Regions from separate parts of the Homo sapiens genome. Here all the other regions are linked to region 1. The links are chromatin contacts, found by Hi-C or POLR2A ChIA-PET in ENCODE. All regions are on one chromosome and are shown on one strand. The core of a region is the stretch at or near the end of the contact, and the rest is flanking DNA. Distances in the headings are between cores, read along the strand shown. Region 1 overlaps TSHZ2 (teashirt zinc finger homeobox 2). Region 2 overlaps BCAS1-AS1 (BCAS1 antisense RNA 1). Region 3 has its middle 21 kb from the start of BCAS1-AS1.

Region 1 (3,967 bases), core at 984-3,483:
TCTGTTTATTCAATTCCAGGTGATGAGAAAATCAACTCAACCGAACTACTATTTTTAAGCACTTTCCACACATTCAGCATTATACCACTTAATCCTCACAACATTTTATAAATTTTATAAATGAATAAACTGAAACTTACAGCAGTGATTTCAGACTAGCAAAATGATGGCAGAGCTGAAAACCACGTTCTACTCTTCACTGCCACATTCCACTCTTCACTGCCACATTCCAAGACCCATGAGTCTGAGGCCTCATGCTCTCCCTTGGGTTGGAATCAGAGTGGTTCTCCAAGATGCACAGAGTTCCCGATTCACCTCCTTAACACAGATCTTTATTAAGCACACCACCTGGGTGCCAAGCACTGTTCTGTAGCAGCAGTAATGAGTAAGATCCATCAGGACCCTGCTCTCAGGGGACAGAAGCAACATATATACTTAAGATGCCATGTGGTTAAAAAGGGGCTAAGAAGAAAAACAAAGGGTGGCAAAGGGAGGGAAGGTGAGGGAAGGGGGCTATAAACCATAGAGCCTTTGCCTCCTTCATTTTTGTATCTGAGCACTTGGCTCAAGGGCCAGTGTGCGATAGGTCTCCTCAGTTAGCATCGGTTGATGACTGACTGACAGATGGAATCCAACATTTCCAAAGTGGGCTAAGCACCAGCTGGTGTCGTATGTGACCATAAAACTGAGCAGAGCAAACGGCCAGTCTAGAGATTGGGATTTCCTACCCTGTTGCCCAGATTTTCCTCCCTCTATCAGCCACTGGTTTGTGACTGGAATCATCAGAATCGCCTCTAGAGCTTTCAAAAAAAAGTCATGTGCTCAGCTTTTCCTTGGGCAAACTGGGATTTCTGGGGGTGGAAAACCAGCATGTGTGTTTTTAAAAAATCCTACAGTTAAGTCTGATGTGCTCAAATGGTTGAGATGCTGTATACCCCAACCATGTGAAATAATAACACCATCTAGCTTTCACTGAGTGCCTACTGTGTGCCAAGCCACATACTCAGTGGTTAACCAACCCCACTAAGAGAGAAGAAGATGGTGACGATGATGATGGTAATGAAAACAACAGCTAATATTTATTGAGTAATGTTGTTTGTGCCTGGTGTTATGCTAAACACTTATGATGTCCAAATAGTTCATCTTCGCAGACGTCCAATGAGTCTTTTTCTGTCTCACTCACCATTATAGACATTTCAGAGAAGGTTCAAGTAAGTATCAGATATATGTTTCAAGCAGGGGTTGACAAACTGTGACCTGTGAGCTAAACGCCACCTGTTTTTGTATGACCTATGGGTTAGAATGGTTTTTACATTTTTTAATGATTGGGAGGAAATGTGAAAATTAGTTTTCTTAGGTTATATAAGTACCTATATAATATCTTAAATTTTGTCTCTTGGCCTGCAAAGCTCAAATTTACTATTTGGTCCTTTATTGGAAAAGTTTGCTGGCTTCTGCCCTAGTGTATTTTTTTCCAACTTGTTGTATGTGTAGGACAGTCATATGAGTGATTGTTTTAGGTGGTAGAAGCATGAATTTTTAAAATAATTATGGTTTCATTTGCTGTGTAATAGAAGGGGAAAGTAAAACTAATATATTAAAACTGATTTCATGGATGTTACTGCTCAATCCAATGTAAAGAAAAAAATGAATCTTTTTGAAATCAATTTTTAAAAAATAATAATACAGGCAGTATGGAGATAAAACAGAAATCATGCAAGTTATAGAAATGGGATAAACACTGTTATAGGATCAGAAAGTGGGATGAATAGGGAAAAGTCAAAATAATGGAAACAATTTCACCTGGATGAGAAAGATAGGAGATGAGATGACGGAAGCTTTTTGCATTTTTAATATTCTGTGATTCTCAGTTTCTTAGAACCCTTGTTTTTCAGGACTTTTTGATCTCTTGAGGTCTCTTCCAGCGCTCTGATTCCATGAAAAGTTTCCTCGGGAGATACTGACACAAGCTGGGGGATGTCCAGGGTTCGTTATAGCTCAAGGCACAGTCTTCCTGTGTTTTTCCTTCTGCTGACTTAGAAAGACAGATGAGCAAACCTCAGATGGATTCAGAGGTTTGGTGGGGAAATCTGAGAGGCTCTCTAGTTCAGCCAGGAGTGGAAGAGGGGGACAGCCATCTGATAATGACTGTTGCTATTTTAAGACACAGATAGCAGAGATGAGGAGTAGCGTGATGAAAACTCACATTAAAACAACCAAGAGAGGCACAACAGGAACTCTATGAACCCCAGAGAGACCCGGTCTGGGTTTACAATGACAATGTTGTGTGTGCGTTCATGTGCGTGTGTGTGTGTGTGTGTGTGTGTGTGTGTGTGTGTGTGTGTGTGTGTGTTTGGGAGGGGGTGCTGATATTTTTTTAAATGCAGATGGTTTTGTTCTCTGTAGTTGAAGCTTCAGTTCAGCAGCTCTGAGACAAACAGGAAAGCCTGTGTTATTCTCTACAGGAACACATCAAAGGTAGTTTCTGGCAACAGTCAAAATGTATATCAAGGAAGGAGAAAGGATTCATGACCTGTTTGAACAACTAGTGTTAAAAACACATTCGAGAAGAAATAATGCTAGGTAGAGGATGAAAGGAAAATAGGAGAAAGGAAGACCCCTTGCTTCACTCAGACCTAAAGATGATTGTTTCTCACCATTGCTAGCTTTTTCAAGAATAAGGAAGCGAAAAAATCACCTGTCTCATTTATCATCTGACAGGGGAGCTAAACTCTGCTGGATGAAACTTTTTCTTTTGCCCCAGACTAAATAAAGCCCCACCTCGTCTTCTGTTTCATTTTGAAAGAAAAGAGGTAAAACATGCACAACTAAAACACTTGTTTAAAAGTGTGTGACATTTCAGGAAGGTTTAACGTTACGTATGTCTTCCCTATTGAGTTTCATAAACAGAGTATCATTGTTTGATAGTGGCATAGCTGTGGTTTTGAGAAGGCTTGTCTAGAACGGAGTTCCTGAGCTGCTTGGATGATATTTCACTGCTTTGATGGAGAACGGACTAAAGAACATCATTGTGACCTTTTTATCAAGGCTTAAAGGAAGTATAAAAAGAAAACGGAAGTTGTCAACACTCACCAGGCTCTATTGTGAGGCACACAACCAACCCAGGGAGGAAAATCTAAGGTTGCTTTTGTCACCTTAACTCACATCACTTCATTGTAGTACAAGTGAGAGCCGGAACTTATTGGACACTTACTCTGTGCCACACAGGCTTTGGGTGAATTTTTGCATTTTAATTCTCACCCCAGTAAAGAGACATAATGGTATCCATGTTAGAAATGACAAAGAGGCACACAGTGAAGTCAGGTGACTCGGCCAAGCTTCTGCAGCTGCTTAGAGGCCAGGCTGATCTACCTAGCCAGGGGTACCTGACTTCCAAGCCCGTGCTGTCGACCCTTCTGGTTTAACTCTGAGTAAATTTCATACTTTGTGGAGCGTCCATCAGCCAATCACAATCTAAAAATAATACAAAATGAAAGAAACTGTCATACATTATCTTTTTTTCATCTTCCTAACAAATAAGCTGGCATGATTATTCTTTCCATTACCCTGAAAAATAAACCAAGGCTCAAGGAGAGGTCATGGTCTGCCCCAAACCACAGCCTCCATTCTCTGGCTTGAAATCTTATGCTTTTACCCACCTTTTGATGTTACCTCTTAAGTGATGTTGCCAGAATTAGCAATAAAATAAATTTATAAAAAAGAAAATAAATATTTTTATTTATAAAAAATAAATTTATAAAAAAGAACAGGATGCACAGTTAAATTTGAATTTCAGATAATATAAAAGAATGTTTAGTATAAGGATGTCCAGTACAGTATTTGGGACCTACGGGCAAGCTTTAAAGAACATAAGTTTTATCACATTCTCCAGGTACGACGTGTGTATTAATAAATCAATAGAAGTTTATCTGTGAGCAGTTATCTCAGTTTTTTAATTCCTAAGTCT
Region 2 (3,967 bases), core at 728-3,227, 940 kb after region 1:
CCACCTCCCCAGCTTCCATCCTCTTATCCGTTCTCCTCACAGTCTCACTTCAGCCATGCTAAGCTACCTGCCATTCTCTCTGTGGACCCTGGGCTCTTGCACTTGCTGTTCTTCTGGGAGCCCTTTTGTCCAACGCTTATTCATTCTGTGTGAGTTAACTCAACTGTCACCTCCCCAAAGTGGCCAACCTCCACCCACTGTGGTCTTGCGCCAGTGCCTTCCCCTGAGTCCCATGACACCCTGCATTTGCTTCTCTTACATTGTATTATTATTATCTTTTTGCCTGCCTGTCTCTCCCACAGACATGAAAGCAAGCTTTTATGTACTTAGGTTGGATTTCAACCTTGGCTCTGCCATGTGTGTTCTTGGGCAAAGTTGTTTTTTTCTCTGTGAGCCTTAGTTTCCTCAGCTGCCAAATAAGCAGTGAACAAAGTTAAGTCATGTGACACACAATACCTGGCATATAGTGAGGTTCAATGTTAGCTTTTTTTATCTAAGCATCTTCAGGGCCAGTCTTTGGACCAAACATGCTGTTGATGCTCAGTGAAGTGGTAGCTCTACCTGGACCAGTGGTTTTCAAATTTTCTCCTTCATTGGAACCTCCTGAGAGGCTGCTAAAACACAGGTTACTGGGTCCCACCCCAAGAGTTTTTGATTCTGCGGGTATGGAGTGGGGCTTGAGAGTTTGCATTCCTAACATGTTCTCAGGTGGTGCTGAGGCTGCTGGTCCTGGGACTGTACTTTTAGAACCACTGGGCTGGTTACCTGGGAAGGGTAGATGTCTGGTTAGGGTGATCAGACATTCAGAGCTAAAACAAATTCACACTAGAGGATAAGGCAATCCACAATGGGTGTGGCCACAGGATATTTGTTTAGCAATTTATCCATTCAACCAATATTTGTTGAGTATCTACCATGTCCAGGCATTGTGCTAGACACTGACAATAGAACAATGAATGAGCAAGACAAGAAGGTTCAGATCTTGATAAGTTCACATTCTAGTGGCACTGCTTTGGAAGGTGGGGGCCGTCATTACACAAATCCCATGGGTGTGAATTGAAGGGACACAGTTAGTTTGGGGAATGGTTAGCCTTAAAGCCACTGATACCAATAATGGCTTTACTGTCTACTGTATCATTGTATTGCCTTCTCAACATGATTTCACCAAAATGATTCATTGAAACTGATTATGGTATTCCCATAATCCCCTTGCCTGGAACTGCATCCATCATTCAGCACAGTTTTAGGATGAAGTCAACCCATGGAACATGGCAGAATGGAGTGTCAGAGAACCAGAGCCAGGCTATGAGACTTAACACCAGTTATATGAAACGATACATTTCCTCATTATCGTTGTTAGCTGGAAGAGAGTCTCAGAGAATCAAAGCCAAAGATGTTATACAACACCTATTATATGAAATGATAAATACCCTTATTGTTACGATTATCTGCCAATTCAAGTAGGGGTTTTCTGTTACTTGGTGCTAAAAGTTCCCCATGATAGAATAGCTTGCCTTTCCTAAGTGCTTACAATGTGCCAGCCACTGCACTAAATGTTTGGTATGCACCATCTCACTGCATGCTGGCAGCAACTCCACGAGTAGGCTCTATTATTAGCCCATTGTTGAGGGAGGACACTCAGAGTTTAAATCACTTGCTCTTTAGTTGGGAGTGGAGAAGATGAGAGGTAAGGCTGCTTTGTGGAGCAGGATGGGCCAGTAAGGATTACTTAAATGCATTGCAATGACACCAACTGAAACGTTTTGCAATCACACAATCTTCCTTGAGCTTCTTCCAAGATAGAGCAGATAAGGATGGAAACACAAACCAACCAACCTTATCTTCATTTGGAGGACTGAGAATCATAGAAGGCAACTGACTTGCCCAGTTCAGCTTTCTCGTTCTAGTTCTCCTAATTAAACTTGACTGCTTTCTAGAAGTTAATCAACAAATACACTCTCAGGCTGCTTTGGCCCAGTTTCCCGGTTAGGCAATCAGGGAAAAAGGGCTAGGCATTGTAAAACCCCAGGTCCTGCAGCTCCCCCACGTGGCTGCATTTTGACAAAAGCAAGCTTCTGAGAGAGTAGATCACGTAAGGAACCAGCCCTTCCATGGCTGTCATTAGCAGAAGTGCAGCTGGGGGCCATTTTGTCAAGAAGTGCTTATTTGGAAAAACAAAACAAAACAAAAAATGAAAAAAAAAAAAAAAATCTATACAGGTGCATGCCAGTCCCCCGGTAATGAAATGTAACAAAGGAAGCACTTAAGTTCAGTGAGGGAAATACAGCTTTAAATTACAGATTGTACCCAGAGCACTTTATAAACGGTAATGTGTGATAATGTATTATCCTTACTTCTGTGAAATTGTGGACTGCAACTTCTGCCGGGGCCAGTTAAAGGGCCAGGAGATGGAGAGGGTTGCGTGAATGCCATTCAAGAAAAGGGCAACAGAGGCTAAGGGGTTAAACTCCCCAGAAAACCAATTTATGCAAAGGGCTGGATCCTGACCGGCATTCTGCACTAAAGATCTGAATTACAAATTTAGAGAATTTGCTGCTCGGTAAGTAATTTCTTTTCTTCCTAATGGAGACTATAATTTCCAGTGGGCCGGTGCCACTTAATTTGCACTGATAGAGTGAACAAAATCTTGACCACGGAGAAGCCTAATTCTACTCACCGTGCAAAATTGCCCTTTAAAAAGGCTTAAAGAGGGACATTCAAAGGATGGTTAAAACCAACCCCTATAATCTTACATTGCTGCAAAGCACATTCCCTAGTTTCCCCTGTGTTTGTATCTTGGGTTAGTTAATAATTGGAATTAGTTCTTTTTCCTTCCCTGTAAGGTAGGTAGTGTAGCTGATTTTATTTTTTTAAGGTATAAGATCTACTTGGGATTATCTGACATAAGAAATAACATTGTCAGATTCAGATTGGAGAAATCTGCACCCTTCCAGGCACTCTGAGAAGGGAAAGGACACAGATTCTTGGTTTCTTGAAATCTAATTCTTTAAGACACTTAGAATCTAATTTAATGAGACCCCAGTGCTTCTGGACTGTTTGCAAACAGACAAGAACAATCTAGTGTGTGTGAAGTGGGAGGAGGGAGGGGAGAGAGTGTGTGTTTAAACCCCTGATAATTTATCTAAAAAGCAAGGGGATACATACAACAAAGACCAGGAATTTCACTTTCTTTCTCTTTTCCTTCCCATTTTGGTTTCTATTTTGTTATGTGCCTCCTTCTCCAAGACAACGAATGCAGGAAGGACCTCACTGGCTGCTGGGAACAACTGCCCTTTTGAATGAATTCTTTTATGGTTACCAGTCAAAAAGTCACCGTCAGCTGGAACTGGAAGGGAGGTGTGTGTGTGTGTGTGTGTGTGCGCGTGTGTGTGTGTACGCGCAGTGGCAGCCATTTCAGCTCAATAGCTCCATTCCTGGAAAGGCCACTTCTTCTTGACATGGGAGAAGACACACTTCCCTGTGTACCTAAAAATAAATAATAAGTAAATAAATAATAATAATAAGAAAGTCATTTTTGCTCCCTCCCCCAGGTCTTAATTCTTCTTTCTCTTTTAATCATGTTTTTCTGTGTGCCACCTTTGCTTTGCTTATTTCCCCCACTGCTTGTTCTGTCTGATGGCATTTCTGGGAATCTGTGTCCTAAAGGCTTTCTTGGGTTTATTGGTGAGTTTCAGCTCTTTTTCACTCTAGTTCTGCATAAGGGGTGGGCATTAGTATTTATTGTAAATGCATTGGAAATGGGATCTCAACAACAATAACACACACACACACACACAAACACAAAAATGGAGTATTAACTTGTTTCTTAAGCCATAACTGAATTTAGAGTTCTCCCAGTAAGTCATGCGCTTTACTTCTCTCTGGCATTTCTTGCTTTTTTAAAAAAAAGCAATTTCATTAAAAGACTATTCTCTTTTTTGGCCCAGGAGCATAGGAAACCAGTTAT
Region 3 (3,967 bases), core at 509-3,008, 890 kb after region 1:
TGATGGAGTAGGCATCATCATCCCTATTATAGATGGGGAAACCGAGGCCTGGGCAGTATAAATAATGAGCCCAAGGTTACTCGGCTTTTAGATGGCAGATTCAAGATTGGAACTATAGCTTGCCTGACTTTAACGACTTCCGTCCTGACAGCAAATGACTAAATAGCAAACCTCTACCCTGTCTCCAAGTCAAGCTTCCTCTGAGCAGAGATTTTAGATGAGGAATAGAGATGATGTCTGTCCAATGCTTAGTGCAAAAGAGAACCCAAGACATGGAAGTTTAGTTAGGTAGCTTAAAAACAATATTATTGGCCTGGCGCAGTGGCTCATGCCTGTAATCCCAGCACTTTGGCAGGCTGAGGTGGGCAGATCACCTAAGGTCAGTAGTTCAAGACCAGCCTGGCCAACATGGTGAAATCTCATCTCTACTAAAAATACAAAAATTAGCTGGGTATGGTGGTGGGTACCTGTAATCCCAGCTACTTGGGAGGCTGAGGCAGGAGAATCACTTGAACCCAGGAGGCAGAGGTTGCAGTGAGCTGTGATTGTGCCACTGCACTCCAGCCTGGGTGACAGGGCAAGACTCTGTCTCAAAAAAATAAAAAATAAAAATAATATTGTTGCCTCTATCTCCCCTTTCCCTTTCCCCTTCTCTTTCCCTCCCCTCCCCTCCCCTCCCCTCCCCTCCCTTCCCCTCCCTTCTCCTCCCCCTCCCTTCCCCTCCCTTCTCCTCCCCCTCCCTTCCCCTCCCCTCTCCCTTCCCCTCCCCTCCCCTCCTCTCCCTGGCATCTTTTAAAGTGGGTGACAATGGGGTAAGGGTTTAGATCTAGGCTCTAAGTTTAGGCTACCCAGGTTCAACTTCTAATATTGTCACATTAGCTGCTTCCACTTGGGTCCACCTCACCCCTGTAAGCCTCAAGTTCCTCCTCATTTGTAAAAATCGTAGTGTGATACTATCTGCCTTGCCAAGTGCTGGGTGGATTAGAAACAATCATGCATGCATAGCACACGGTAAACGATCACTATTAAGCCACTCCCACATGTCCATTATTGAAGCAGGTGGTGTGAACAAGAGAGGCATGTATGGTCTTTGTTCACAAGCATCTCTCCCTCTCTCCCTCAGCCTTTCTTTCTCTGTCTTTTACACACACACACACACACACACACACACACACACACACACCAGTTAATGACATCAAGGGGGAAGTTAGGAAAGATGAAAAATTGGAGACCAAGACGGTCATAACATGGTTCTAATTTGTGGTTAAGAAATTCATGAAGGAATAGGTCAATGTGTACCCAGAGAAAGGAAAGATTCACTTATGAAGAACGTGGGAGTGAATCACAAGACTGTCACTGTCTGCAACCCTTGAAGGGGCCCCTTGACCATCTTGCTGGGCGATTTGAATCACCAGATGTGGTCTACCACAGTGTCTCTCATGCCGCTGCTCACATATGAACTTCATGATTTTTGCCATATCTCTTGCTGCCTTGTTTAGTGTTGACTTAAGATTTTTCTTTCATTATTTGGATATTGACTACACTGACATAAAAAGGAAACTTTATGTCACTATGGTAAATGGGAGGCTGATTTTCTTGCCACAGATAGAAACTGTGAAAAAAATACATACCGTTTTTTTTTTTAAAGAATGCTTTTTTTAAACTTTTTTTTTAGGTTCAGGGGTACACGTGCGGGTTTGTTATATAGGTAAATTGTGTGTCATGGGGTTTTGGTGTACAGATTATTTTGCCACCCAGGTAATAAGTATAGTACGAATAGGTAGTTTTTCCATCCTCTCCCCACCCCACCCTCCACCCTTAAGTATATATGTGTTCATGAAAATACACAACTATTAAAAGTAATACAGCCAGGTGCAGTGGCTCATGCCCGTAACCCCAGCACTTTGGGAGGCCGAGGCGAGCGGATCACCTGAAGTCAGGAGTTTGAGATCAGCCTGGCCAACATGGTGAAACCTCGTCTCTACTAAAAATACCAAAATTAGCCGGGCGTGGTGGCGTGCGTCTGTAATCCCAGCTACTCGGGAGGCTGAAGCAGAAGAATTGCTTGAACCCACGAGGCAGAGGTTGCAGTGAGCCAAGATCGCATCACTGCACTCCAGCCTGGGCAACAGAGCGAGACTCCACCACAAAAAAAAAAAAAAGAAAAAAAAGTAATACATAATGTTGCCGATAGCTCTCTGAATACCCTTCTGTATCCCACCAGTGTTTGGTATAACATACTTCAGGGTGCACCACTCTTGCAGAAAAAGCTGAAAATTCTGTATCTTTAGTTATTTGATTTTTTTTTTGTTTTAGAAATGGGGTCTGGCTCTGTCACCCAGGCTGGAGTGCAATGGTGCCATCATGGCGCACTGCTGCCTGAATGTCCTGCACTCAAGCTATCTTCCTGCCTCAATCTCCCTAGTAGCTGGGACTACAAGGCGTGAGCCAACACGCTGGCTGGATTTCTGCATCTTTAGGTTCTTAATCCTTAACCTTTTTGCTTCTCAGTTTCTCATCATTAGAATGGGGCTGTTTCACTGTGCACAGTGTCTCACACCTGTAATCTCAGCACTTTGGGAAGCCAAGGCGGGAGAATCTCTTGAGGCCAGGAGTTTGAGATCAGCCTGGGCAACAAATCAAGATCTCCATCTCTACAAAAAATTTAGCCAGGCATGGTGGTGTGTGCCTGTAGTCTTAGCTATTGAGGAGGCTGAGGCAGGAAGATCACTTGAGCCCAGGAAGTTGAGACTGCAGTGAGCTGTGACCACACCACTGCACTCCAGCCTCGGCAACAGAGCAAGACCCTGTCTCAAAAAAAAAAAAAAAAAAAAGAGTGAGGATGTTTATAAAAAGAGTCATTATTATTGAGAAATGACTGAGCTGAGCATTTTGCACCCATTCGTTAATATAGCCTTCATAAAGTTTCCATAATGATGTGGTATTATTGAGGTGGTATCTATGAGGCCACCGAGGCACAAAGAGGTAGTTTTGTTCTGTCACACAGCTTGTCACTGCAAGGAGTGCGAACCCAAGACCATCTGAACATGAAGCCTTGACATCCTGCAGTCCTGCCTCTCTGTGCTAGCCACTTCATGGGGGCTGAGAGCAGCCGAATTAACTAACGATGAAGAAGATGCACTGGGGATAAAGAGGAGAGGCTACTTACTGGTGCTTGCCGTGGGCCAGAGACTCCTGGAAGTACTTTTTCTGTATCAACTCATCTCATCCTCATCATAGACGTATAATGGAAGTCTTAGTATTATTCCCATTTTACAAATAAGGATGTTGAGGTACAGAACCTTTAATTAACTTGCATCCAGTAAGTGCTGAACCTGAATTGGAACCTAAGGGGTCTGGTTCCAGAGCCTGTCCCCCAACCTGATAAAGGCATCACACAGATGGTACAACTGTTTATATCATCACCGGTGACAGTTTCAACTCTGCAACTGAAGACTTATCTGTCTGCCTCAGGCTCTTATTTAGCCCCTGCCTGGCCCTACCTTGCTTGATTTCTTTTTTATTATAAGATGGAATTCAGATGACGTGAGCCTTCTAAGGAATTAACTTTGTGGCAGGAAGGTGCTCATTCGTTCATTCACCTAACCAACATAATTGGTGTCTAGCTATGCAAGACACTGCACTGTGTGTCAACAAAACAGGAAAGCGGTTGTGTGTGATGGTTCAGATGGGAGACACAACAACCACACAGACCCAAGATCCACACCCCACATCCATATTCGTTAGCTTGCAGGAGTTCTGGTCTGAACTTCTCCAAGCATCTGTTTCCTCATTCTTATTCCTATAAAATAAGATGACTAAACTTGTCCATAATTTATTTTTTTCCTATAATTTTTTTTTTTTTTTTTGAGATGGAGTCTTGCTCTGTCACCCAGGCTGGAGTGCAGTGGCGTGATCTCGGCTCACTGCAACCTCCACCTCCAGGGTTCAAACAATTCTCCTGCCT

Evidence for each region. A loop is a pair of places that touch in the nucleus more often than their neighbours do. ChIA-PET counts read pairs that join two places held with the same protein, here RNA polymerase II (POLR2A). Pooled maps may share reads with other maps.
Region 2: a loop to region 1 is called in a map of OCI-LY7, with 4 times the contacts of the local background. The contact joins two enhancer-like sites. A Hi-C loop is called at or near these places in 1 of 168 maps with a recorded cell type or tissue (OCI-LY7), 3 of 37 single-sample maps with no recorded cell type and 4 of 50 pooled maps. POLR2A ChIA-PET finds 5 or more read pairs at or near these places in 2 of 52 experiments (OCI-LY7 and naive thymus-derived CD4-positive, alpha-beta T cell).
Region 3: a loop to region 1 is called in a pooled map, with 4 times the contacts of the local background. The contact joins two enhancer-like sites. A Hi-C loop is called at or near these places in 4 of 50 pooled maps. POLR2A ChIA-PET finds 5 or more read pairs at or near these places in 2 of 52 experiments (CD4-positive, alpha-beta T cell and activated naive CD8-positive, alpha-beta T cell).

What each region holds. Positions count from the first base shown.
Region 1 is chr20:52,998,903-53,002,869 of GRCh38, forward strand. The region is part of intron 1 of TSHZ2 (teashirt zinc finger homeobox 2); the gene reads left to right. Among named protein-coding and RNA genes, the nearest start is that of TSHZ2, 29 kb to the left of the region's middle. Within about 2 kb of position 2,234, at least 6 of the 41 ENCODE cell types and tissues checked have a DNase peak (open chromatin) inside an H3K27ac peak, as active enhancers do; they include OCI-LY7, where a contact is called at or near this core.
Region 2 is chr20:53,938,039-53,942,005 of GRCh38, forward strand. BCAS1-AS1 (BCAS1 antisense RNA 1) reads left to right here. Exons shown (of 5, transcript NR_199019.1): 3 at 2,394-2,560; 4 at 3,247-3,357. Among named protein-coding and RNA genes, the nearest start is that of BCAS1-AS1, 25 kb to the left of the region's middle. RefSeq lists a silencer at 732-1,026. Within about 2 kb of position 1,978, at least 34 of the 41 ENCODE cell types and tissues checked have a DNase peak (open chromatin) inside an H3K27ac peak, as active enhancers do; they include OCI-LY7, where a contact is called at or near this core.
Region 3 is chr20:53,892,078-53,896,044 of GRCh38, forward strand. No RefSeq gene overlaps it. Among named protein-coding and RNA genes, the nearest start is that of BCAS1-AS1, 21 kb to the right of the region's middle. Within about 2 kb of position 1,759, at least 7 of the 41 ENCODE cell types and tissues checked have a DNase peak (open chromatin) inside an H3K27ac peak, as active enhancers do.